Regions from separate parts of the Mus musculus genome. Here region 2 is linked to region 1. Evidence: chromatin contacts called from ENCODE Hi-C or POLR2A ChIA-PET data. All regions are on one chromosome and are shown on one strand. Each heading gives the region's core, a stretch centred on a gene start or an enhancer-like site at or near the end of the contact. The rest is flanking DNA. Distances are from core to core; before and after follow the strand shown. Region 1 holds the start of 1110038B12Rik (RIKEN cDNA 1110038B12 gene). Region 2 holds the start of Slc44a4 (solute carrier family 44, member 4).

Region 1 (5,068 bases), core at 1,382-3,881:
TCTTTCCAGGCCTGGTGACGTAGCAGAGCCCTTACCTTGTCCAAGGCTTTTTAAGCAGGCAGAACCTAGGGCACAGAGCTGCTTTCCTCAGAAACCTTTTGACCCCTGGCTCTTCCAGGGTTTTAGTGGGGCAATGCCAGCCTTTGAGAGCTGGGGAGGGTAGGTCAGGGGAGACTGCTTGCCTAGTATATGCATGAGGCACTCAATTCAATCTCCAGCTCCATGGAGAATCAATCGATTTGCTGGGCAAGGTGTAAACTGCATGCAATTCTAACATGTCCAAACAGAAACTTTAAGGCCACCCTAGGGTAAAGATGTCTTCAGTAGTTTTTCAGTCCCTCTTGAGGTGGGCTGTCGTCGAGTCGCGGCGAGGCCGGCACACCGCAGCCATGACAGAGACTGATGTGACTCCGAAGGCCTATCCCCTCGCAGATGCCCACCTCACCAAGAAGCTGCTGGGCCTTGTTCAACAGTCATGTAACTACAAGCAGCTTCGGAAAGGAGCCAATGAAGCCACCAAAACCCCCAACAGAGGCATCTCTGAGTTCACTGTGATGGCAGCAGACGCTGAGCCCTTGGGGATCATCCTGCACCTCCCTCTGCTGTGAGAAGACAAGAATGTCCCCTATGTATTTGTGCGCTCCAAGCAGGCTTTAGGACGGGGCGTGTGGCATCTCCAGGCCAGTCATCGCCTGTTCTGTTACCATCAAAGAAGGCTCTCAACTAAAGCAGCAGATCCAGTCCATTCAGCAGTCTATTGAAAGGCTCTTGGTGTAGGCCGTGGCCTCTGCCCTTTCCTGTCTACTGCCACCCTGTTTGTGTATCATATTGTCTGTTAGCATGTACTACTTTCAACCAGTTACTATTATATTGTACTACATCTGCGTTTAAAAAAAAAAAAAAGAAGTCTTCAGTAATAGTTTAATAGAGGCCAAGGCAATTATGCTCATTAGAGAAGCAGTTAATTCGTAAGCCATTTTACACTGTTAGAGGTCATTTCTGGCTAACGTGCACTCAGTTTGGAACTGAAGAGTCTCTTCCTATAACCCTCCCAGGTGGAACTTGGGCCTAGGAACTGAGAGACTTATCGAACACATAATTACTATAGGATTCTTTTATTTGTTTTTGTTTTTGTTTGTTTTTTGTTTTGTTTTGTTTTTTGAGACAGGGTTTCTCTGTGTAGCCCTGGCTGTCCTGGAACTAACTCTGTAGACCAGGCTGGCCTTGAACTCAGAAATCTGCCTGCCTCTGCCTCCCAAGTACTGGGATTAAAGGCATGTGCCACCACTGCCCGGCTACTATAGGATTCTTAGATTTTAAATTTTAGTTATGTTCTGAGGCACTATCTCATCACTGCGTAGCCCAGGCTGGCCTTGAACTCAAAGAGATCTACCTGCCCCTGCCTCTCAAGTGCTAGGATTAAAGTTGTGCACCACTGCTTCTGGCTAAAATGTATTTTAAAATGAAGATAGAGAAGCGTATAGTGCCTTGCACATGTAATTTCAGCATTTAGGAAAAGGAAGTAGGAATGTTGACCGTCATGGTACAGAATTGCTGTCTCAAAAAAAAAAAAAAAGACAAAGGGGCTGGAGCAGTGGCTCAGTGGTCAGGAGCACTTACTGATCTTTCTAAGGACCTGGCTTCAGTTCCCAGCACCTATCACCAGGTGGCTTACAACTTCCTCTAACACACATAGACACAAATACAATCAATCTAAAAATATTTCTTAAAAGCTGGCCAGTGGTGTTGTATGCCTTTAATCCCAGCACTCAGGGCAGAGGCAAGTAGATATCTGTGAGTTCGAGGCCAGCCTAGTCTACAGAGCAAGTTCCAGGACAGTCAGGGTTACACAGAGAAACCCGGTCTTGAAACCGACCCCCCCCCCCTCTCTCTCTCTCTCTCTCTCTCTCTCTCTCAACATAGTAGTGTGTCACGCCTGTAATTGTAGGCATGGTTGGAACCCATCTTAGACTATGAGCCAGATGTGTGTTTGTGTGTGTGTGGCTTTTATCCCCCTTTAAATAAAAATGTTGGGGCTGGTGAGATGGCTCACCAGTTAAGAGCACTGGTTGCTTTTCCTGAAGTCCTGAGTTCAATTCCCAGCAACCAAATGCTCGTGACCATGTATAAGGGAATCTGATGCCCTCTTCTGGCACGCACGTGTACATGCAGCAGAGCACTCAGTAATCTTTTTTTTTTCTTTTTTTTTTCTTTTTAACGGAGAGCAGAAGCTGAGGTGCAAATTCAGATTTTTCTGCTAGGTGTAGGCAATATGAGTCCTCCTGGGTAGACTGGATCCAAACATGAGTACAGAATCCGCAAAGCCATAAGCCTAAAGGAGACCAAAGAGCTGACCTATCCTGTAGGAGCTCCAGGGTCTTTACCCAATCTTGGCCGATTAGGCTGCCTGTTTCTTTCTTTCTTTTTTTTTTTTCTTTCCTTTGGATTGGTAGTTTATCAAATTGTCGTCATATACATGATTCTCTACTTAGGACAGTAAGAAACATGATTCCTCTTTGTTCCCTTCGCATTTGTCAGCGCGATCAAGTCAGGCATATGAGAAGACGACTATGTCCGTCAGGACCCCCGGGCCAGGCGTGGGTATAAATGGCCGAGGCGGGCGGCACACGGGTCTCTTTGTGCACCCGCCCACACGGTTTGCCGTGTTTTCACCCTTCTTTGTTCTCCACCGGTCTGGGCAGGGTCTGAGGACTCCGGAGAGCAAGGCATGGGTCCGCCTCGTGCCGCAGGTATCCTGGGGTCCTGTGGGGAGGGCTCTGCGGTGTGGGGCCGGGTATGATGACCCACATTTACAGACTAGAGTTTCTGATGTCCACGTGACGCCACTCCTTGTAACTGACCCAGGCCGGGGTGGGGGCTGCAGGCCGGGGTCTCTACGACCTGTGCTCATTCAATGATCTCTTCCAGGTTCCTGGCCCACGCCAGCCGTACCCAGTAGCACAATGGTAAGCGCATGCTGGCGAGAGGTAGGCGGTGTGAGGAGGGGCTGGTTTCGGGGAGAGGACAGTAATGATGATTTCTGGTGATTCTGAGTGTCTCGCTGACGCCATCACCGCAGCGCGCTGACCGTCCCCGGGTCCAAAATCGGCAGTGGCGTGGGTTTTGAGTGGCCTAGAGTTCTGAGTAATTTACCTCTGTGTCTTGCTTTCTGGTAGGGATTTGAGGACACACGCCAGCTGCCTACACCTGAAGAAAGGTTAGTCTTAGGTTTCACTGGCATGCTTGTCTCTTGGCTTGACTTTTTGGAAGGGGTGGATTCGAGACAGGGTTTCTCCATGTAGCCCTGATCTCAGATCCGCCTGCCTCTACTCTCTGGAATTAAATGCATACAGCACCACCGACTGGCCCTTGTTTTGTTCTTAATATCCTGCCTGCATTAGCCAGTCTCCAAGCAAGCTACCACCCAGCCATCTTTTTGTTTTTAGATCTTAACTAATCTCCCTAACTCTAAATCTATGGTGGATCCAGGAGCTGCCTTGATTATTTCTTGTGCCTTTAAGTTCTGTATGCTAGTCCACGGCAGTGGGTCTCAGCCTTCCTGAGGGCCTTTAATGCAGTTCCTCGGGCTGTGATGTTCCTAACCATCGGTTTTATTTTCCTTGTATCTTCATAACTAAAGTTTGCTATTGTGATAACACAGGCTGTCCTGTCTGGGACCCCTATGTAAGGGTTCCTTGGTGACACAGGTTGAGAGCCACTGTTTTAGACTATGCTTTTGGGTATTTAGACGGGCTCTCAATTCAGGATGGCCTTAGTCCTGGCTCCAACCACCTTTTTTTTTTTTTTTTTAAGATTTAGATGTTTGTGAGTACACTATTGCTGTCTTCAGACACACCAGAAGAGGGCGTCAGATCCCATTACACATGGTTATGAGCCATCTCTCCGGCCCATGCCACCTTTTTTCGTTAAAGGTTTTAGCAGTTAAATTTCAGTCCCCAGGAGTTTTGGCTTTATATAGCTCTGCAACAGTCCGAAGCCTAACTACACACACTGGCTACCGCATCCTGTGTCTATCGGATTGACATTCCCTGGGTGGTACCCTAGGTTCTGGTCTCCCTCAATTGAGAGTGATGATTTCACAGACTAGAGTCTCTGACGCTGTCCTTGATGTCAGCTATAAATCTGACTCATTTGGGGAACCTCTTGAGATTGAGCCCAGTGTGCCAACACTGGCTCTGGTGAGGAACATACCCTGCTCTCCTGTTTCTCATTGTGCCCATCTTAACTCTCCAGGGTGAGCTCTGAGGACTTCACAGGGGCCCCATCCCCTCACCTAGATGAGGGCTAACCTTGGAATCCAGACAAAGGTGGAAGTGACCTAGATGTGACCTGAATGAGCTAATCATCTAATGAGAGCCAGCCCTTTGTCCTGCCCACATGAAGGTGGGTGGTTAGCTCACTTTTCAGGGTAATAAAGCAGTAAAGGCGGGGTGGAGGGGTTGTTGAAGGCTTTGTATGATGTCACTAGGGCCTGTAAAGTTAGCACAATGAACCCGCTGTGCAGATTGTAAAGCTGACCTTGTTGGAATATCCTGGTTTTAGAAACACATAAATCAGCTTTGTGTTTGCTGTTCCCCTGCTGAAAATGTTCTTCTGAATTTTCAGGGCTTTGCTGCTACGCACTGACAAGTTGGACGGCTTTTTATTGCTTTGTTGCCAGTTATCTGAACATGAGAGGCTGTAAGGTGTAATCTGCGAGCCCTGCGCCCAGACTGAACCAGGGCCTCCCTTGAACATGAGTATTAGACAAATGAAATAAGAACTTATCTTGCCCAGACTATATAATGGCTTGGAAATGCATAGTTTCCTGAACGATCTCAATAAAATACTTTTAAAAGTACTTAAATAGACTTTTTCTGTGTCACTTTGTGGGGAGGTGTGAGAAGATATATGGGAATAAGGTTTTAACCTTACCACACAGGTGTCACCACCTGACTGCCTACATCAAATGCCCAGGAAGGAGCTAGTCATTTCATGTGTCTGGTTCCTGGTCCCTTAACAGCATCTGTTCTGGAAGTACAGATGAAAATTCTATACAGACCTGTAA
Region 2 (5,068 bases), core at 675-3,174, 38 kb after region 1:
GCCACTAAACTGTAACCACAGCCAACTATTTTATTTATTTATTTACTTTTTTTTTTTTTTTTTGGAGACAGGGTTTCTTTGTAAAGTTTTAGCTTCTTGGAACTATCTCTGTAGCCCAGGCTGGCCTTGAACTCACAGAGATCTGCCTGGCTCTGTCTCCCAGGTGTTGGGATTAAAGGCATGTGTCTCCAGGCCGCAGCCATTTGTTTTAAATTTTACTTTGTATTTCAGACAAGATCTTGCTGAGTTCTCCAAGCTGGACTTAAACTTGCTTCAGCCTCCTGACTGGTTTTTAGAATAAGCTTCTGAAAGTGGTTCTTAAAGGGACTCAAGGCTTCTGAGTAGTGTGTAACCCAGGTTCTGGGACTCCCTCTTAGTGGCTCGCAGACCCCAGTCCTATCTCTGTCCTCCAGCCTGTTCCAAGTCATCTCTGGACTATCCAGTCTGGGAGCCCCTCAGGGGACCATCATCACTTATCTCAGCCCTCTGGCCCAAGGATATGACAAAGAAAGGATAGTAAAGCTATGAAACCCTGCAGGGCAATGGGAGCTCCGAAGACCGCCCCACCACCACCACCCCACTCCGGCTACCGCACGGCTCTGGGTGGCCAGCCAGATTGACACCTGAGCCGGCTGCTGTGGTTGTGGCCTTGTGGCCACGTCCTGTTCCTGGTCCTCCTTGAGTACACAGGGGAGGGGGCGGGGCAGGGCGGGGCCAGGCTGCCAGGGTCCTGGTGGGCACTGAGGGACAGCTGAGGGGTGGGCTAGCCTGGGGCAGGTATCTTCTTTTGTGGGCATTTTGGACTCTGTCCCACCCGGGCTCACAGACACAGGGTCAATGATTGACCCAAGGCTGTTCCAGGAAGTTTTCTGTGCTCTGGCTATTACTCGGTCTTCTAGGGGACACCAGCCCCACCTAGAGGAGGCCCAACCCTCAGCCCTCTCTCTTCCCCGTCCAGTCTCAGGATCTGGGGGAAAGATTTCCAGCCCTTTACTTCAGCAGTTCTGGAAACAGGCCTCCCCTGTTTCCCCTCAGACCTCCCCTTCCACACAGCCCTGGCCCCGATTACTTAAAGTGCTCTAGATACACCAACATACACACTTCTTCCCAACTGAAACCTGAAGGCAGGTGTCAGTTGTCTCTCCACCTTAGGCCCCACTCCTCACAGGGGTCCTTGCAGGCAGACCCTAGCATCTCGGGGTCCCACCCCAAATTCTCACAAGAATTCCTTTAGTCCACGGTACCTGCCCCCCCCCCTCTGGGACTCTAGCATGCAGACCCCAGCAGCTCAGGGTCCCAGGCCCTCCATTTCACAGGAATCCTAGCAGGCTGACTGCAGAAGTTTGGGGTTCCAGCCCCCTACTCCTCAAAGGACTTTATTAGTTCAGAGGCCCATCTCCCCAACTCTTCACACAGATCCCAACAGGAGTCTCAGCTCCTGCCTCTTCACAGGGTGTGGGTTGACAGACACCCCCCCCCCCAGCAACCACAGCGCAGGACACTGCTGGACTCTAAGTCCAGAGCATCGGGACCCTAACCTGCCTCCTAACCACACAGGCTTTGTTTGCTAGGGCTCTGCCCTCAGGGACCTACAGCCCAGGCCTGACCTCCCCACTCCGCTGGCCACACAGGGACGCCAGCCCCAACTCCTGCTCATCCAGGTTCCATTTAGTATGCAAGATCTTTCTGGCGGCTCAGACCATCCTTCCAGGACCTGATTCTGTCTCTTTTCCTTGACTCCTGTTTTCCTGTAGCCGCTCCTCAGAGACCCAGGACTCCAGTTCCTCTGTCAGGATCCAACCTCAGCTGCCATGGCTGCAGAGCCCGGCCACCTCTCTCCAGAGCCCGGGCCTCTGCCCCTAGCCTTACCGTGAGCCTCGTTCTCATTCTGCTTTCTCCCCATGGCTCAGTCTCCGGAGTGATTGGAGCCACGGAGACCTAGCCGCTCACCTGCCGCCCGCCCCGCCCTCCCTCCCAGACGTCACAGCCCCGCCCCTGCCTGTGGTCCTCTACAGTTCCTTTTTCAGATCTCAACTCTTGACCAGCCCAGGGGTACCAGGGCTCAGAACTGGGTCCCAGGAGCTGCTTACCGGGTCTGCTACGGACCGCAGCAGGAAGAAACCGGAGCACTTTGATAAGGAAACACTGCATAATTGTTTAGAGTACTTCAACTGTGGCACACCCAAACCTCTAGGTTGTGATTTGCTTTTCCTTAAACCCCTGTGGCCAGTGGGTGCCCCACAGCTGTTCTCTTCCACCCCACAGCCACAGCTTGCTTCCTACCCAACTGTCCCCTCAGCCCCATAGTCCTCATCGTCCTGAAACAATCACCAGACAGTTTATTACCAAACCCAACATTTATTGAGAACACAGAAAATCAGCTGGCAGAGGCCCAACTTCAATCAGCTAACTGAGGCCAGGCTCAGTGGGGAAGGCCAGCCCTGAAGTCACTTGCACTCCCAGTGAGAAACCAGCTCTGGGAGAGGGGCCATCGACCTTCCAGGCCTTACTGGGGTCTCTGATGGAGAAATGTCTGAAGGGCAGTGCCCGGCCTGGATTTTAAGAGTCCTCAGGTGTTGATGGGGGGCAGGGAGCTGAGGTCAGGGAGCAGCTCCGGGTGGGGGTCCAGCCGGGCCAGGCGGCTCTGCTCCAGGGCGATGGCCTCCGCTGAATGCTTGCACTTCTCAGAGCCACACTGGCAGGTGAAATACTTGCTCTTGATGTCCCAGAATCGGTCACCGTAGTCAAAGCTGGCAGAGGAAACACAGGAGCTCTTGGCCCTTGGATCTAGACACTTCAAACCCATCTCATAGAGCCCAGGAGCCCTCTTGAGGGATCCACCTTCTTCCACCCAACCACTCCTGCAGATGGACTCCAGGTCCTTGTTGGCTCTGTTGACTCACACTCCCAGAGAACTGTCATAAATGCAGGCTTCTAGCCTTCCTGCCTTGTGACCAGACTCTCCCGAGGCTCTGCGGGAAGTGGGATGCAGCCTGCCCAGGGCCTAGTATACTCAACCATCCAGCCAACCCACACTAGCCCCCATCCCCCTTCTTGTTTTTTGCTTAAGATAGGGTCTCTCTACATAGGCCTGGCTGTCCTGAACTCTGTAGTTAGCCCAGGCTGGCCTTGAATTTGTAGGTACTTCTGCTTCAAGCTCTTTCAAACACTAGCATGACAGGCATGTGATACCAGGGCAACCTGGACTTCTCTTGTTTTGTTTTGACACAGGGTCTCACTCTGTAGCCCAGACTCTTTGTGATCCTCCTGCCTCAGCCTCCTGAGTGCTGTGATCATGAATGTATGTTCCTACTCCTGCCTTACACAGTTTTAACAAGCCTTCCAAGGGACACCTAAGAACACCAAAGGAAGCCGGGTATGGTAGCACACACCTTTAATCCCAGCACTTGGGAGGCAGAGGCAGGCAGATTTCTGAGTTCGAGGCCAGCCTGGTCTACAGAGTGAGTTCCAGGACAGCCAGGACTACACAGAGAAACCCTGTCCCGAAAAACCGGGAAAAAAAAAAAAAAAAAAAAAAGAACACCAAAGGCTGGTCAGTGCCCTCAGGCTGGCTCCTCACCCCAGCTCCTCCCCAGTCCGGATGTCCCTGGAGCTGAAGAAGGCAATGCGTGGGAACCGTAGATCTTGGTGCAGCATGAAAACCCGGACAGGGATGATGTTGGGGTCACACAGGTGGTTAATGAATCGGCTGATGTTGCCATAGTAACGGGCATCAATGCAGTAAACCTCGCCATCCTGGGGGTGGAGACACAGTGTTCTTAATATCCACTTCTATCCACTTGCCTGGCTAGTGTTCCTGCAGTGACACCCAGTCCCTCCACCCAGGCTTCCAGTCCCAGATGTTACAGGTGGCTGCACAAAGCAGCCTTTGGTAGTTGAGGGCAGAGGTGCTGCATCCCACCTTGTTATCTAAATCGAAGAGGTAAGAATCATCCTCTCTCACATCAGCCTCGGCATCAGAGATCAGCTCTCCTACATACCTGTTGGACGGAAACTTCAGTTCTGCATGAACAGTGAGCAGGGCTCCCGGCCCCACCTTCCCACTCAGTTCTCAGAGCCCAGGGGAGAGATGCAGGACATGGTCCAGCCACTAGGGGTCGCTGTGCAGCTGTAGACAGGCAGGTGGGAGGCTCTGTACAGGTGGAGCCTGCAAGACCTGAGCAGGCATGGTGGGAGATGACGTGTGTGTGTGTGTGTGTGTGTGTGTGTGTGTGTGTGAGCCTGTGTTCTGGGGATTAGCATCCCTGGTGGCTGGCTGGGTGGAAAGTTGCCAGGCTTAGACATTAGGAGGTGTGTGCACCAGGAACTATCAAACAGGTGGTAGGCTCTGCGCAGCTACATCAGTCATGAGGTCGCCCCATGTGGCTGGAAGAGGAATTGCCCAAGAGAAGTGGGTGTCTGAGAAGTTGAGGGAACAGAGAAACTGGGAGGTCCTCGGAGCAGGTGAAGGGGCTTCTCTGCTCTAAAGGCCACAGAGAACCTAGGTGAGTCTGACGGCAGAGGGGAGGAAGTGCACAGGAAAAAGCTATTCTCCACTTTACAGATCTGTCTGCCACAGGCATGCTCCATCTAGGCAGCGTGCAGGTAAAGGGGGGACATGATGTTTGGAAATACACTCGGTGGGCGAGCAGAGACATGTATCCTGACATGGAGCTCTAGGGTCAGCAGAGCCCTCATGCACCACGGCCTCACAGTGAACTTACTCGCAGATGAACGTGCCCTGGGGGATGGTCTGCAAGGCTCGGACCCCCCAGCCCATCTTGGCAGTCCGGTAGAGCTGCAGCCGTACCCTAGAGGTGGAGAGGGAGTCACACTGAGTGTGGGACACCTGGGAGGGCCCCAGGGGAGGGGAGGCGGAGGCGAGGCAGGGTGCCGGGGCGCGCGCCTCACTTGATGCCGCTCTGCACCACGCGGTTCTTGCAGCTTCTCCAGCAGGAGCATGCCTGGTTACACTCAAAGATCAGGGGGGGCTCGATCTTGTTAAACTCCTGGAGCAGCCGCCCGTCCTGGGGTGCGGAGGGAGGGGATAGTGGTTTCTCTGTGGGGC

What was found. Hi-C counts contacts between places; a loop is a spot of excess contacts on that map. ChIA-PET counts read pairs that join two places held with the same protein, here RNA polymerase II (POLR2A).
Region 2: a map of heart shows a loop between it and region 1 (2.0-fold over the local background). The contact joins the promoter of Slc44a4 here to the promoter of 1110038B12Rik in region 1. A Hi-C loop is called at or near these places in 4 of 37 maps with a recorded cell type or tissue (Patski, heart and v-Abl transformed pro-B cells). POLR2A ChIA-PET finds 5 or more read pairs at or near these places in 5 of 5 experiments (Patski and embryonic stem cell).

What each region holds. Positions count from the first base shown.
Region 1 is chr17:34,950,034-34,955,101 of GRCm38, reverse strand. 1110038B12Rik (RIKEN cDNA 1110038B12 gene) reads left to right here and starts at 2,631. Exons shown (of 4, transcript NR_015536.1): 1 at 2,631-2,750; 2 at 2,929-2,966; 3 at 3,177-3,217; 4 at 4,627-4,867. LOC115488834 (a small nucleolar RNA gene) reads left to right here and starts at 3,027; the gene lies at 3,027-3,089. It overlaps Snord52 (small nucleolar RNA, C/D box 52), which reads left to right and starts at 4,094; the gene lies at 4,094-4,152. It also overlaps the pseudogene Gm8696.
Region 2 is chr17:34,911,322-34,916,389 of GRCm38, reverse strand. It overlaps Slc44a4 (solute carrier family 44, member 4), which reads right to left and starts at 1,924. Exons shown (of 21, transcript NM_023557.3): 1 at 1,870-1,924. The coding sequence starts at 1,903. Ehmt2 (euchromatic histone lysine N-methyltransferase 2) reads right to left here. Exons shown (of 27, transcript NM_145830.3): 23 at 4,912-5,027; 24 at 4,725-4,811; 25 at 3,923-4,001; 26 at 3,581-3,756; 27 at 2,317-2,750. The coding sequence ends at 2,570.